Linked DNA regions of Homo sapiens: regions 2, 3, 4 and 5 are each linked to region 1. Evidence: chromatin contacts called from ENCODE Hi-C or POLR2A ChIA-PET data. All regions are on one chromosome and are shown on one strand. Each heading gives the region's core, a stretch centred on a gene start or an enhancer-like site at or near the end of the contact. The rest is flanking DNA. Distances are from core to core; before and after follow the strand shown.

What was found. Hi-C counts contacts between places; a loop is a spot of excess contacts on that map. ChIA-PET counts read pairs that join two places held with the same protein, here RNA polymerase II (POLR2A). Pooled maps may share reads with other maps.
Region 2: a loop to region 1 is called in a map of naive thymus-derived CD4-positive, alpha-beta T cell, with 6 times the contacts of the local background. The contact joins the promoter of RBM25 here to the promoter of NPC2 in region 1. A Hi-C loop is called at or near these places in 1 of 168 maps with a recorded cell type or tissue (naive thymus-derived CD4-positive, alpha-beta T cell), 2 of 37 single-sample maps with no recorded cell type and 12 of 50 pooled maps. POLR2A ChIA-PET finds 5 or more read pairs at or near these places in 1 of 52 experiments (naive thymus-derived CD4-positive, alpha-beta T cell).
Region 3: a loop to region 1 is called in a map of CD8-positive, alpha-beta T cell, with 8 times the contacts of the local background. The contact joins the promoter of IFT43 here to the promoter of NPC2 in region 1. A Hi-C loop is called at or near these places in 2 of 168 maps with a recorded cell type or tissue (CD8-positive, alpha-beta T cell and naive thymus-derived CD4-positive, alpha-beta T cell), 1 of 37 single-sample maps with no recorded cell type and 9 of 50 pooled maps.
Region 4: a loop to region 1 is called in a map of CD8-positive, alpha-beta T cell, with 14 times the contacts of the local background. The contact joins the promoter of NUMB here to the promoter of NPC2 in region 1. A Hi-C loop is called at or near these places in 2 of 168 maps with a recorded cell type or tissue (CD4-positive, alpha-beta T cell and CD8-positive, alpha-beta T cell) and 8 of 50 pooled maps.
Region 5: a loop to region 1 is called in a pooled map, with 33 times the contacts of the local background. The contact joins the promoter of DPF3 here to the promoter of NPC2 in region 1. A Hi-C loop is called at or near these places in 5 of 50 pooled maps.

Annotation. Positions count from the first base shown.
Region 1 is chr14:74,492,045-74,494,744 of GRCh38, forward strand. It overlaps NPC2 (NPC intracellular cholesterol transporter 2), which reads right to left and starts at 1,261. Exons shown (of 5, transcript NM_006432.5): 1 at 1,149-1,261. The coding sequence starts at 1,230. ISCA2 (iron-sulfur cluster assembly 2) reads left to right here and starts at 1,721. Exons shown (of 4, transcript NM_194279.4): 1 at 1,721-1,801; 2 at 2,006-2,108; 3 at 2,231-2,346. The coding sequence starts at 1,731. RefSeq lists silencers at 1,014-1,073, 1,244-1,523 and an enhancer at 1,724-1,803.
Region 2 is chr14:73,057,138-73,059,837 of GRCh38, forward strand. RBM25 (RNA binding motif protein 25) reads left to right here and starts at 1,397. Exons shown (of 19, transcript NM_021239.3): 1 at 1,397-1,568. It overlaps RBM25-AS1 (RBM25 antisense RNA 1), which reads right to left and starts at 2,316. Exons shown (of 2, transcript NR_184256.1): 1 at 2,139-2,316; 2 at 1-1,620. RefSeq lists enhancers at 674-1,638, 710-1,909, 962-1,501.
Region 3 is chr14:75,984,375-75,987,074 of GRCh38, forward strand. IFT43 (intraflagellar transport 43) reads left to right here and starts at 1,389. Exons shown (of 9, transcript NM_001102564.3): 1 at 1,389-1,466. The coding sequence starts at 1,413. RefSeq lists an enhancer at 1,042-1,543 and a silencer at 1,370-1,679.
Region 4 is chr14:73,457,269-73,459,968 of GRCh38, forward strand. NUMB (NUMB endocytic adaptor protein) reads right to left here and starts at 1,278. Exons shown (of 13, transcript NM_001005743.2): 1 at 1,225-1,278. RefSeq lists silencers at 1,002-1,131, 1,142-1,231, 1,422-1,621 and enhancers at 1,607-2,140, 2,141-2,674.
Region 5 is chr14:72,892,763-72,895,462 of GRCh38, forward strand. It overlaps DPF3 (double PHD fingers 3), which reads right to left and starts at 1,339. Exons shown (of 11, transcript NM_001280542.3): 1 at 1,295-1,339. The coding sequence starts at 1,326. RefSeq lists an enhancer at 1,299-1,593.

The DNA.
Region 1 (2,700 bases), core at 11-2,510:
CGATGCAGCAAATGACACCACCCAGAGGTCAGCAAGAAGAACTCACTTCGACTCTCCTATGATTTTATCTTCAACCTGACCAATCAGCACTCCCCACTTTCCAAGCCCATACCCGCCAAATTATCCTTAAAAACTCTGATCCCCGAATGCTCGGGGAGACTGATCTGAGTAACAATAAAACTCCGGCCTCCCCCACAGCCGGCTCTGCGTGAATTACTCTTTTCGCCACTGCAAATCCCATCTTGATAAATCCGCTCTGTCTAGGCAATGCGCAAGGTGAACCCCTTGGGCGGTTACACTTACTCTGGCTCCCCATTCTGCTGCGTGACTTTAGGTAGGCTACCCAACATCCCTGGAATTCAATGATTGATTATACGATCTCCGTGCTTCCTTTCCACTCATAGATCTTACAAAGTCAGTTTCATGCCTCTTTCATTGACAGTTCTATCTCTCTATCTCCACCTCTGAACAACATTGCTCGAGTTTCTGTTCCGACAATTCTATAGACTCGACTCAATGAAGGCACTCAGAATTTCTACCACCTGTTGTATTTTCCAACAAAGATTCCAACCACAGCGGCGAGAGGGAGTTATGTATCACAAGCTGTGATTAGAGACACAATGAGATTTATACAAGGAAAAACTGATTAAGAATCACAAGATTCCAAAGCCCAAAGGAAGTCCTATTTGTAACAATAAATGATGAAAAAGGGGAATTGACTTTTGACTTGTCAGCAAAAACGAAATTAAAAGAAAAGCAAAAGGAGTTGGAAGGGGGAGGCGGGATTCCAAGATACAAAGCATAAATAAAAAGAAGTTCTGTGCTCCACCCCTCCACCAGAGCTGGATACAGCCCTTCTGTTGTCCGCCCTACAAACTTTAGGAAACTTCAGCAAAAGGCCCACCTCCTGGAGTTCCCAGGAACCCCAAAACACGCGTTCTAAGGAAAGAAACAAAGTTGTGCGCGGTCGGGTTTCATGGAGGCCGGCGCCTTCTCCCCCGACCCAGCCCATTCCAGTTAGGTAGGGTCCAAGGCTCAGCCTGGCCGCCCGAGGGATCCGCCCAGCCCAGCCCCAGGGGTCTCAGCGCGGGGGTCCGGCGGGGCCTTCCACAGAGGGCGCGGGAACCTTGGGCGGGCCTGGGGCTCACCGCAGTCCTTGAACTGCACCGGTTCGGCCTGGGCAGCGGTGCTGAGCGCCAGGAGCAGGAATGTAGCTGCCAGGAAACGCATCGCGGATAACGAAGTTCCAAGCTCGGGAAAGAAGCAGCGGCCGCCCGCGGTCACAAGACAAACCTGTCGGGGCGGGCCCGGGGAGGAGCCCAGTCAGGCGACCTGTCACCAGTAACCACAGCTGAGGCCCGCCCGCGCCCCGCCCCCGGCTCCGGAAAGCCAGCTCCAGCCCTCTCAGGCCCAGAAGCCTGCAGTCTCCGCCCATGCCATCCCCTCAGAGGCCTGACCCGCCCGGACCCACCTCCGCCCCGCCCCGCCTCACTCCTCCCCGCCCCGTTCCTTCCCTTTAGAGCACCTCTCCGGCTTCCTGGGTGCGTCCCCGCCGCTGCCGTCTGGAGCATTCCTAGCCAATCAGACACCTTCTCCTCCCGCACTACCCAATAGGCATGTTGGGGGGGCGGGGCCTCCGTGAAGTCCCGGCCTCCTGTTCGTTCTCTCCGCCTCCCGAGGCCCCGGGTGAGAAACGGGGGAGACGCGAGGGGCGGAGCTTGTGGAGGAAGATGGCTGCCGCCTGGGGGTCGTCCCTAACGGCCGCGACGCAGAGAGCGGTCACTCCCTGGCCGAGGGGCAGGTACCAAGACTAGAAAGGCACCTGGAAAGGGTGTTTGGTTCTGCGCCTCTAGGACAAATGGGAAACTAAGGCCTGTGGGGGATGCGAGGGTTTGGTGGGAGGCCGTCCAGGTGGGGGTCGCCAGGTTTAGCGTGAGGCGCTCCAGGTCGAGGGTTGCAAGGTGCCCCTTCTGCTCCCGGGCTCACCCTCCTCCCTTGCGCGCAGGCTCCTCACGGCCTCCCTGGGACCCCAGGCGCGTCGGGAGGCGTCGTCCTCCAGCCCCGAGGCCGGCGAAGGGCAGATCCGCCTCACAGACAGTTGCGTCCAGGTAGGAGGCCGGACGCGGAGCGGCGGTACCCAGGCGATTGGCGGGAGCAGCGGGAACTGCTCTTCACTCAGCCCTTTAACTCCCGTTTCCCGCTATTCTTGATCCCCCTTCCTGCATTTCAGAGGCTTTTGGAAATCACCGAAGGGTCAGAATTCCTCAGGCTGCAAGTGGAGGGAGGTGGATGCTCCGGATTCCAATACAAATTTTCACTGGATACAGTTATCAACCCCGACGACAGGCAAGGAGGAAGGGGTGGGCCCCCAAAGGAGGTACAGGAGGGACAAAAGTGTCTCCAGTTTAAGGTGCACTTTTATTCCAAATTTAAAGGGTTTACCTGGGATGGTTAACACCGCCCGTCTCACAGTGAGGATGCAGTAAAGGTTTGTTGTTCTGAATCAAAGTAACTAAGTTATAGGAGCAAAATTGATCTGCCCAGGTCCATTGGGTAGTCGGTAGAAAGTCAGGCCGGACTAGATTCCAGGCTTAAGTCCCTACACGTTTCCCAGTATTTATTCCATTGAATCATTTTGCCTCAAAGAAAATCAGCACCTGTTAAAGGTAATGGGGAAGCTCCCTCTGTACTTTAGAAAAC
Region 2 (2,700 bases), core at 147-2,646, 1.4 Mb before region 1:
TATGTTAATCATTTCTTTTCTTTTCTTTTCTTTTTTTTTGAGACAATGTCTCACTTTGTTGCCCAGGCTGGAGTGCAGTGGTGCCATCTCGGCTCACTGCAACCTCCGCCTCCAGGGTTCAAGCGATTCTCCTGCCTCAGCCTCCCGAGTAGCTGGGATTACAGGCGCCTGCCACCACGCCTAGTTTATTTTTGTATTTTCAGTAGAGACGGGGTTTTGCCATGTTGGCCAGGGTGGCCTCGAACTCCTAACCTCAGGTGATCCACCCGCCTCGGCCTCCCAAAGTGCTGGGGTTACAGGCGTGAGCCACCGCGCCCGGCCGGTAATCATTTCTGTCACTCAACAAATATTTATTGAGCGCTTGCTATGTACCAGGACCTGTTCTTGCACAAAACAGGCAATCCATGCATTGCTTACATTCACATTCTAGTGGGGGTAGTGACGGACCATAAAATCAGCAAGAAAAATGTATGTTATGATAGATGGTTATGAGTGCTTTAGAGTAAAATTAAGTAGGGGAGGCAGGCAGGAAGTGTGTAGTATGTTTCAATTTTATATTAGGCTGGTCATGGTTTGTCATCTATTTCACCTGGCTCACAGTTCTTGCAGGACAGGAACAAATCTCACTTCCATTTGCCTTCATACTTCCAGCACTTAACACAGCACCAGGAACTCAGGGAGGCAATAACTTTATACTGAATCCGTTTTATGCCTTCCTAGAGGCAAGCAGTTGAGAAAGGCGTGTAACTAGATATTGCCTATAAGGTCCACAATTGGAATAACGTAATCATTTATGATTAATTTTATTCATTTCCATTAACTTAAGCTAAGTTCTTTTAGCACGTTTAGATTACAGAACGAAAGCTGTGTTAACTAGTATTACAGGACTTTTCACGTTTTTCCAAACATCTTCTAGCCACCTCTTTGGCCCTACAACTACGCATAAGCTTTTGCTTTTCAAAAAACCTCCACAGCCTTTGCCAATTATTTGTTGATCTCGAGTAGTTGTTATAACAGCACTTGGGGTTTAACACTAAGGTTGCAGATCGCGCCCAGTTATCAGTTCCTCGAACCTCAAGGAATCACAAAGCAAGGTTCCACCCCCCGAAAAACTACGAAAAGTGAGAAAGCCTCTAACACTCCTCGCGCCGTGCCCAGCCGGAACCTTGACCTCAAGATGGCGTCCCGTAGTCGTAAGATTCAGTCGGCTCCAATCAAACATGGTGGGTCATAATTTACAGTTCGGGCCTTTCTAGTAACCGCTAGACGCTGCTTCTCTATGGTTATTCGTCTCGGCTTGGTGAGTCAGAGCCAACAGCGGAGACGATCTATATACGTTCTTCTCTATGGTTCCGCGCTCCCCGCCCCCGGCCGCAGTGCACGCCGGGCAAGAGGAAGACCTCCATCAGCTCGCCGCGCAGCGCGGCTGTATTTGCGGCCTGTGCGAGTAGGCGCTTGGGCACTCAGTCTCCCTGGCGAGCGACGGGCAGAAATCTCGAACCAGTGGAGCGCACTCGTAACCTGGATCCCAGAAGGTCGCGAAGGCAGTACCGTTTCCTCAGCGGCGGGTGAGTTTGTGTCTCTGAACGCGTGTGGAAACCGGGAGACCGGGTGCCTCAGCTGGTGGAGGAGGAAAAGCCGGGGTGGCTGCGAAAGCGCCAGGGTGGGGTAGAGGTAAGGGGGAGCGCGGAGGCGGGGGTGGGGGAGGGGTCGGCACGAGGCTTGGTTTCTTCTCTTCTCTAAGGCCTGGAAAAGCTGTGGGCCCAGCCGTAGCTGGTGGAGGCCAGACCTACGGCTTGAGCTTTCCGTCTTGCATTGTCGCCCACTTTCCCTTTCCCTTCCACGTTCCGCCGCGGAGTGAATCGTCTCTGCCCCCCCTGGGCTCCACGTTAGATACAAAACGATCGATCTGCCCCAGGGGAGCCCTTCCCTGAGCCCCCTTACTTACCGGAGCCCCACAGTAGGTTTTCGGGCCTGGGACACTCTCGCCCCAGCCGTTGCCTTGAAGTTAGCCTCTACCCACCCTTTTTAGCGAGGTGCTGGCCACCAACGGATATCTTTCCCTTCCTCTTTGGCCATCTAGAGCCCGCCACCAAGTGAACTGGGCCCCACCCCCTTGGAATTGAGCTAATACCTACCTTTTTAGCAGTCTCCTGGCTTGCTTAAGATAGTCATGAATTTTGCCATCCTGCCTCTTTTGCGCATTGGAGGGTGCAGTAAACTGTATATCGCCATTCATTCTAGGCGATTACTAAGCTCCACATTAAAATGTTACTTTCTCATTTTTCTTTGGTCGTCAATCCTGCTTTTAAATACGGTTTTCCGGAATAGACGTAGGACTATGAAGATTTTTCGGAGGTTATGTAATATGGATTTGTATTGCCATGGAAATGCCATTTTGATACTGGGCAGAGTGGAGCCAAGAGAAGGGAAGAGATTGGACCTCTGTTGCACCCTACTGCTGTATTAGTGTGAAGTACTCTGTGTATTAGGCCGTGGGCAGTAATGTATAAATAATTTTTGTATAGTCTTTGGAGCTTTTAATTTTTTTAAAGGCTATTTCCAAAAACATTCAGAGGACTTGAAAGGGATTAAGTTGGTCATAAGTTACTCATGATTCAAGTGAATCTTATAGTATTCTAATTCATTTAACTTAAAGCCTTGGTTTTTCTTTTTCTTTTTTCTTTTAAGCTTTGGTTT
Region 3 (2,700 bases), core at 139-2,638, 1.5 Mb after region 1:
TGGTGCCGAAGAAGAAGGGAACAAGGGATTCATTGGAGCCTATATTTCATCTGTCTTGGATTTTTGGCAATGAGTGTTTCTTCAGATTAAAATCTAACAAAGTATTCTCACTGAGAAGCAAGTTAACAAAGGATCTTAGAGATAATCTCTAAAGTAATTACAAGGGAGGAAACTGATAGCGGAAAGGGCTCTGCTCTGACTACACAGGTAGTTTTCAGGAGAGCTAAGATGAGAACACAGCTCTTCTGATATCCAGGCCAGTGCTCTTGCTGTCACAGGCATGCTAACACACAGTCCTATCCAGTAACATGTGTGACTGAACTGAGTGATTTACTGGATATTTAAGAAATGCTTGCAATGAGGTTTCAGGGGTGCTACTCCCACTTCCGAATCCTTGCTTTTAACCTGTGTCCATCCAGGCCTTCCCCTCAACATAATACTGGAATGTTGTTTGCTTTCAGGGCTATCAGCCCATCTCCTATGGATCTCAGCCAACCAGTGTCAGGGACCTGGCCAGTGATATTGACTTGGAGATCTCATATGAAGAGTCAACAAAGACGCAACTTAAATGCCCCATTAGGCTGGGAATTTGTGGTACATCTCCCTCTGCCAGCCTAGGAGAATGGCTGGCACCCAGTAGTATGTGCTGGAGATAAATACTCCAGTAATGTCTGGTGTCAGAAGGGCATTTGGCTCTGCTGCTTGGCACTTAGGTGATTTTCCTCAAGCCCCTTCTTTGTACCTCAGTGTGCTTTATTGTTGTGTTAGAGATACTACTGCTACTCACTTTGCGGGATTATTGGGATTTAATGAGATATTGAATATTTGTACTTTTGAAAGTTATTACTACTCAGCTATTTGATGTGTTGATTCAGCCTCTCTGTAAACTTCTTGAAGGCAGAGATTATGTATATTGCAGTTTCCATAATTCATGGTAAACCATTTATTACACCTGATTCCCTGTTTTCTCATCTGTCAAATGGAAACAATACCACTTATCTTGCTTCCCACACAAGGTTGTTAATGCCCCTCACGTTAAGCCAATAACTGTGACGGCCTTCTGTACCTTGCAAAGAGCTGTACAAGTGGGAGGCATCAGTATAGCAGTAGTAGTGCTTTGCACTTAATATATTGATATATTTAAACAGAGCTACAAATACAGACAGTTCCTAACGACCAAATTATTTTACCGTCTCGCAGGAGCAGCGTTGGCGAGTTTTAATAACCGGAGGTTGCTTCCAGATGTCAAGCAAGGCAGATTTAAGAAAGATTCGGTAGTTTGGAGGATGGCACACAGAATCCAGGAACCATGCTGCGTACCCTTTAAAAATTGGGGTGGAGGGGCGGGGCTGTTAGCAGGGACGCGTCTGGGCCAGTCGGTTTCCAGGAAGTGACGTCAGGCGGCCGCGGAGATGGAGGATTTGCTCGACTTGGACGAGGAGCTTCGCTACAGCTTGGCTACCTCCGTGAGGACCAATTCGGGGGCCTTGGGGGCCAGGATTTGGCGGGTGGGGAGGAGCGACCCCGCCGGCCCCGACTTCTCTGAGGCGACTCAGGGCGGCAGGCCTCGCGCCGCGCCGGGTGAGGCCCAGAAGGAGGCAGCCTCACCGCCCCGCCCCCAGGCCACTGTGGGCTCCGCCGCTGCTGGCCTGGGGTTTGCTTTCTTTAAAATCCTCAGAAAGTAGAAAACACCCTGTCCCCGCCGGCGTCTAGGACCGTGGGAAATTTCCGAGCCTTTCTCCGTTTTCTAGAGCCCCGAGTGCGAACTTCCCCAGAACAGATCGATCACAGGGTGATAGGGGAGCCCCGGCCGGGGTCGCACTCGCTCCCATCCTAGAGTTTTTCCTTTGGGACACCTCGTCGCAGAAGTTCCTGCAAAAGCCGCACTGTTTTATGCATGGAAGGGAGGCAGGCAGGGACGGCCTTTCTTCCCGGTAATCCCCGTGGGGAGGTGGGAGTTAACCTCAGTTACCTCAGTAGTTAAGGAAACCAAGACCGATTTGTAACGTGAGGGAGTGATTAGGTGCTCAGGCACTGAGGCCAGATGGAGCATAGAGCTGTTGCCTGGGTTCAAAAAAAAAAAAAAAACCTAAAAAACGATTTAACCTTTCCGAGCCTTGGTTTCCTTATGCCTAGAATGGAGGTGTTACAGTGAAAAGGAAATGCAACAATACATGGGAAGCGTGTAACTCAGTGCTTGGCATATGTTATCACGGAAGAGGTCAGAAGAGGTTAGCTACTGCTGCCTATGAGGCTGTGGTTTACCCAGCGTTATAGTTAGTAAATAATGGAGCTAGATTCAAGACCCAAGTTCAGTGTCTACCTTCCTCCTTTGTAACCCCCATCAGGCCTTTTTATCTTTAAAACTGGTTAGGATCGCACTTACTAAAAGATTGGGCCCCAGAGCAAGTCTTTAGTGTCTGCTGTGAAATCTCTAAGTGTTTTGAAGGTCACCAGGCCTGCTGATACGTGAATGTTTTTTAGTACCTGGGGATGTGAATGTAGTTATTCATTCATTCAACAAATATTTATTGAGCCCCTACTGTGTATCAGGCAGTGTCCTAGGTGCTGGAGATACAGCAATGAATAAAGCAAAGTTCCTGCCCTCATGTGATTATGTTGTAGTGGGAGAAGATGGGCAATAAATAGACTACATTTAACATACACAAAAATCAGGCAGTAAAGAAGTTTTTCTACCCT
Region 4 (2,700 bases), core at 28-2,527, 1.0 Mb before region 1:
GAACCTATTTCCTAATATTACTGCCATCATCCTAAAACAAATTTCTTTTCTAAAACAAGTCACTTAACCTTGCTTTTAGGAGCTTTGCTTTGGTCCTAGATGTCATCTTGATATTAATTACGAAACTGAAGTTTCTTCTATTTGTGAAGACCTGTGAACCTACATGGCTCCACTGTTAATTTCTCATATATCTACTGTCCTAGCCAGTTCCACGAAACCATTACTCTCTCCTCGGGCAACTTTCTTTCTCTACCTTATCCCCTCCTATAGGGATTCTCTCCCACCTCCGCCCATCTCCGTCCCATTTTGCATGACTCCTCTCCGACCGAGGGAACTTCCACTCCCCTGCTGGCTCCTCACCCCGGTCTCAAACGCGAGCCACTCCTCGAGGACTTCTTTCCTGGTCCCTTAGGGATCCTCAGAGCCGGAGCGGCCAGGCCAGTTGGGTCTCCCATCCCAGCTCAGCTATGGGGGCGCAGGGAGCTCCGGTTCTTCCCCCAGGCGGTGCAAGATCTCTACTCGTCCGACCCTCCGAAGACCTGCTGCTCCTCATCTCTCCAGGAGCCCCCTCCCTTGGACAGCCGCTTTTCTCAGGAGGGTCCCCAACCCCCTCCGAGCGTTTCCTCAGACGCCCCTACTTGGAGCAAGTCTGCTCCCTGTCACCCGGGACCCTGGCCACCCTCGGCCTTCCTACCTCCCTCGGACCGGGGCCACTCCCAGTTCCCCTGCCCCCCACCCCGCTCTCTCCTCACCGGCCGCTGCCGGGCTTCCCGGATTCCTTTTCTCCCTGGCACCCAAGCCGTCCTGGGTATTCCCAAGACACCCCGCCCTTGAAGCAGGTCGTTACAGGTCACCCCCTCTCTGGGACCCTGGCCGCTTCCGTTTCCTCAGATACCTACTCCTCACACAGTGGCCGCCGGTCAGCGCGCTAGACCGGAGCAGCTGGACGTCCCAAGGGACCTCCTGGCCTGACCCGCGCGGGTCCGGCCGTAGCCTACCTTCCTCGGGAGAACTCCGCAGCCAGAAGCCCAGCCCCTCTCCCCCTAGCCCAGTCAGCGCGAACTCGCCGCCGCCCCCGCCGCCTCCGCCCTGGCCCCGGCCCCGGCCCGGGCCCCGACCCGAAGTCCAGGCCCCCTTCCTCCGGCCTCCGCCTCCGGAGTGCTGAGCTGGAGATTCCGCCCCGCGACGGCCCCCAGATCTCTGACCCGCGTTACCGGCACTCACCTGCCGCTGCCCCCGACCAACTCAAGCGCCACTGCCTCTACCTCGGCCGCCAGTGGCCACCAAGCGCCACCACCTCCCCCATGACAACAGGCCCACCCTCTTTCATACTTCTAACCTATCCATTGGATAGTGGGGCGGCAGCTCTCCTCTCTGATTGGTTTAGTATACCCGCCCGTCATCGCTCTTTACCGCCCCTTTTCCTAAACCCGGTATTCGCCCCCGCCCGGACCTGGAGCGTCCTAGCCCAAGCTTTAGTTGTAATTGGTTGAGGGTTGGGCAATTCGAAGTTATGATAGGCTGCTAAAAGTGTCTGTTAAGCTAACTGGCAAGAGACGTGACGGTTAAGGTTGATTCACGCTTGTGCACAGTTTGGTTGCGCAGTAGAAAGCAAAGGAGGGGCAGACGCTCACATTCGTGGTTACCCGGGAAGGGTTAAGTCTTTGTTGTAGAGTTTTCTCTGTAAACTTTTCCACTTCTCCAGCTCACTTCCTGCAAGGAGAAGCTTATCTCTGCTAGCTTTATTCATAGGGGTAGTACTTACAAAACACCAACATTAGAGGTTGTGTTTAAGAAGTGTTTCCAAGCCCTGGGGAGAAAGGTATCAGAGAGATAAAAATGTCCCCTTCTTTTCTTTGGTCTCAATGCATCCAATTTCATTGAAGTTCTTTCCAGGAGCCTCAATGCTAAAGGGCAAAGCGCAAACTTTCATTTAGCAGAAATCAGTCAACTTCGGTTGCAATTATAAATGTCGTCAATAAACTGAAGTGGCGTATTGAGAGTTCTCCAGCTTCCAGATCCACTCCTGGCTGACCCCTGCCAATTGACCAGACAGCCATTAGCAACTTTTTTTTTTTTTTTTTTTTTCTGTGAGACGGAGTTTCTCTCTTGTTGCCCAGGCTGGAGTGCAATGGTGCTATCTCGGCTCATCGCAACCTACGCCTCCCAGGTTCAAGCGATTCTTCTGCCTTAGCCTCCCGAGTAGCTGGGATTATAGGCATGAGACGGGGTTTCTCCATGTTGGTCAGGCTAGTCTCGAACTCCCAACCTCAGGTGATCCGCCCGCCTCGGCCTCCCAAAGTGCTGGTATTACAGGCGTAAGCCACCGCGCCCGGCCAGCAACTTTCTAATAAGCGGGCCACATTATACCCTTTATGATGCTCTGGAAATGAGAATTCTGCTTTCCCCCACCTCTCACTGCCACTTTGTTTTTCTGTTCAGCAGTTCTTAAATAGCCCTACTAGCTGTGTGTCAGATACTTTAAAAGCTTCTCTCTCTCTCTCTCTTTTTTTTTTCTAAACCTCTTCCTAGCAGTCTAAATTAGGGCCATTGAATGAATTGCCGGGTTGTGTGTGTGTGTGTTTTTTTTTTTTCCTCACTTGGCACAATGCACAAGAATAAATGATTGCATTTTTTATTCACTTGGGTACAAATCACAGTAGGCATTTTTGAGAAATCTAATGTTGCTATAAAAACTCT
Region 5 (2,700 bases), core at 89-2,588, 1.6 Mb before region 1:
CCGGGCGGGGAAGTCCCGGTCGAAGGGGTGAGGACCCCCCAGCCCACCTCGGATACGGAGGGAGCCACCCTCTGCCGACATCACCCAATAGCACCCCTTTCAGAGCGACACTAGTTTTCCGAGGCCACCCCTGGCTCCGCGATCGCGAGCGGACTTGGCGGCTTAACAGTTCCACTGACTGGAAGGAAGGAAGGAAGGAAGGAAGGAAGGAAGGAAGGAAGGAAGGAAGGAAGGAAGGAAGGAAGGAAGGAAGGAAGGAAGGATGAAAAGGAGGAGGAAGGCAGGCAGGCAGAAATTGGCTGTTGGACCCGGGGCTGGCCCCCGCGAGTCCTCGCCCGGCCCGCCCCACTCTGTCCAGGATCTGGGCAAGCGCTCAAAGTCTCCCCGAGGCGGCCAGAGGCACCTGCCCCTCGCCCGGCCGGGAGCAGACGCTGCCCCCTCGGGCCAGGAGCCCCAAAACCGCCTCTCCGCCTGCCTCAGCGCCTCACCCAGAGGTGGCGAGAACACCATTCATAAGACCTGCGGCTTCCCTGCCTCCAAATCCACCCCAAGTTAACCCGAGTCGTTAATCCACTAAAGCCAGCTCGCTCGCAAATACACGAGCAGACACACGCTCGATCGCCCGGAGCGCCTCCGAGATCCGGGGGCTGCCGGGGAAAGCCCGGGGCGACCACCTGGGCCCCAGCACGCCCGGGACCCGCTGCTTCCCCCGCGGTGCTCCAACTCCGGAAGGTTTGCACAAACTCCCCGCGAGCGATCGGAAGGCGAAGAGCGCCCTGCAAACTCCGGAGCCTCCGCGGTCCGTCCGCTGGACCCAGCGGACCCAGCGGCGGGGCGGGGGCCGCGGGCTCGGGGGCGCGGGGCTCGGCCAAGTACACCGAGGCGGCCACTGCCCGACGCTCGCCCCCCGCCCAGCAGCCCCCGAAGCCGCGCTCCCTGCCCGCGAGGCGGGGGACTCCGGGGACCGCGCCGTCCCCGAGCTCCCGCGACCCTCCTGCTGTAGAGCGCTCGAGCGCCGGGCTTCTCCGCCTGCAACCCCTATATCTGGCTCTCTCTGCAATTTAGCAGAACACAAATGTAACAATTTTCTTCTTGTTAATTGCATCTCCTGACATTTCTGCGCGTTGGGGGAAAAAAAGAAGATGAAGAAGTAAGAGCTGAAAGAAGAGAGAAGCCCCGCCGCGGCTGGAGGCGCCTGCAAGCGCAATGCTCTGGCAGCGCTCGCCACGCAGAAGGCGCCTTTTTTTTCATATTGAAACCACGCGGAATATGTACATTTTTTAGTCTTACTTACGCTTTCAGGGGGTTGTGAATGACAGTCGCCATTTTGCTACAATGTAACAGAATATTGTCTCAGAGTTCTAAAGGTTCGCTCAGGGGAAGCGACGGGCCAATCACAGCGCGGGATACCGGCCCGCCGGCCAATCGGCGCTGCTGGTAGCTAGGTGGGCGGGGCCTGCGCCGTGGTAGTTATTAGGAGAGCTGTCAAAGCCCAGAGGTCACTCCCTTTTGTAGAGCCCGAGAGCCAGCAGGTCTTAAAGGGGCAGTACAGCGCTGGTAGCTCCTTTTCGGGCTGGGGAAAGTGGAGACGCACGGGAGAGTATTATAGTTTGGTTTAACTCCCTACTTTTCTAAATAACTGCAGAAGAGTTTGCGCTCCCGGACAGAAATATTTAAATATTGCCAGCAAGCCACTGAATCCTATTCATTAGCCTTTGGCTTTGCGTATCAACATTTTTAATCCCCCAAAGGGTAAATCCCCGTGTTTCAGTGCAAAAGTTGGAAGGCTGCCGTTTCGTGTTAACAAATTACTACATGTGCTCTGCCGTTTGCTAATGCTCTGGGTCCTGCCGCTTTTTAATATTCTTATTCCCGAAGTGTTCTCTTTATCTCGGCCACCTTCCTCTCTCGCTTCTTGGAACTGTCGCTGCTGTTCCTGGCGACTCCAGGACAGCAACTCACCCTCCCCCTGGAACGTCTCAATGTCAGGCTCGCTCCCTCCTGCAGCCAGGGCTTTCCTTACGTAGTGCAGGGGGGTTACTCTGCGCGGTTCCCCGCTACCACCCCTTCGGTTCTTCCCTCTACACCAGAAACTTCCAAAATGCTCAGATTCCTGCTAGGTGGTGGGACCTGGAGCTCTGATCTTTAGGCTTAGGGGTAGGGAGGACTTAAGGCAACCTTTGGAAACTTTCTACTGCTAGGAAGCAAGTGACTAGGCAGAAGTTGTAGAGCCTGGACTGGGTGTTATCAGGGTCCCTTTAGAGGAGTGGCACACGCGATTCTGGCGTCACCTTTCACTACTTAGATAGAAGGTGGAAAGAATTTGCTAATGAATAATCCGATGTGACCCGAGGCGTCCAATGAGTCTGTGTCTGCTTCAAGTCAGTGTGAACTCTTCACTGGCGAGCCCCTGACAAAATTGGGAGACTTCTGCGAAGTCAGGCTTCCACTGGGCACCGGGAAGCTCTGGGGGGATGAAATCGCATTAAATCGCGAATAGGGTAGGGGCCTCGTTAGCATACAGAAGTCTGGCTACCATTCCAAAGCTGTTTAATCAGATCAAATAGCTAAGATAGTGGGGGAGGGGTGGCAAGGGGAGAGAAGTTGCCAAATTGCCAGTTCTTCAAAGCTATGCCCTCTCGCTTCCTTTTGCTCCTCTCAAGACAATGAATAAAATAAAATAAACATTCCAGAATTTTA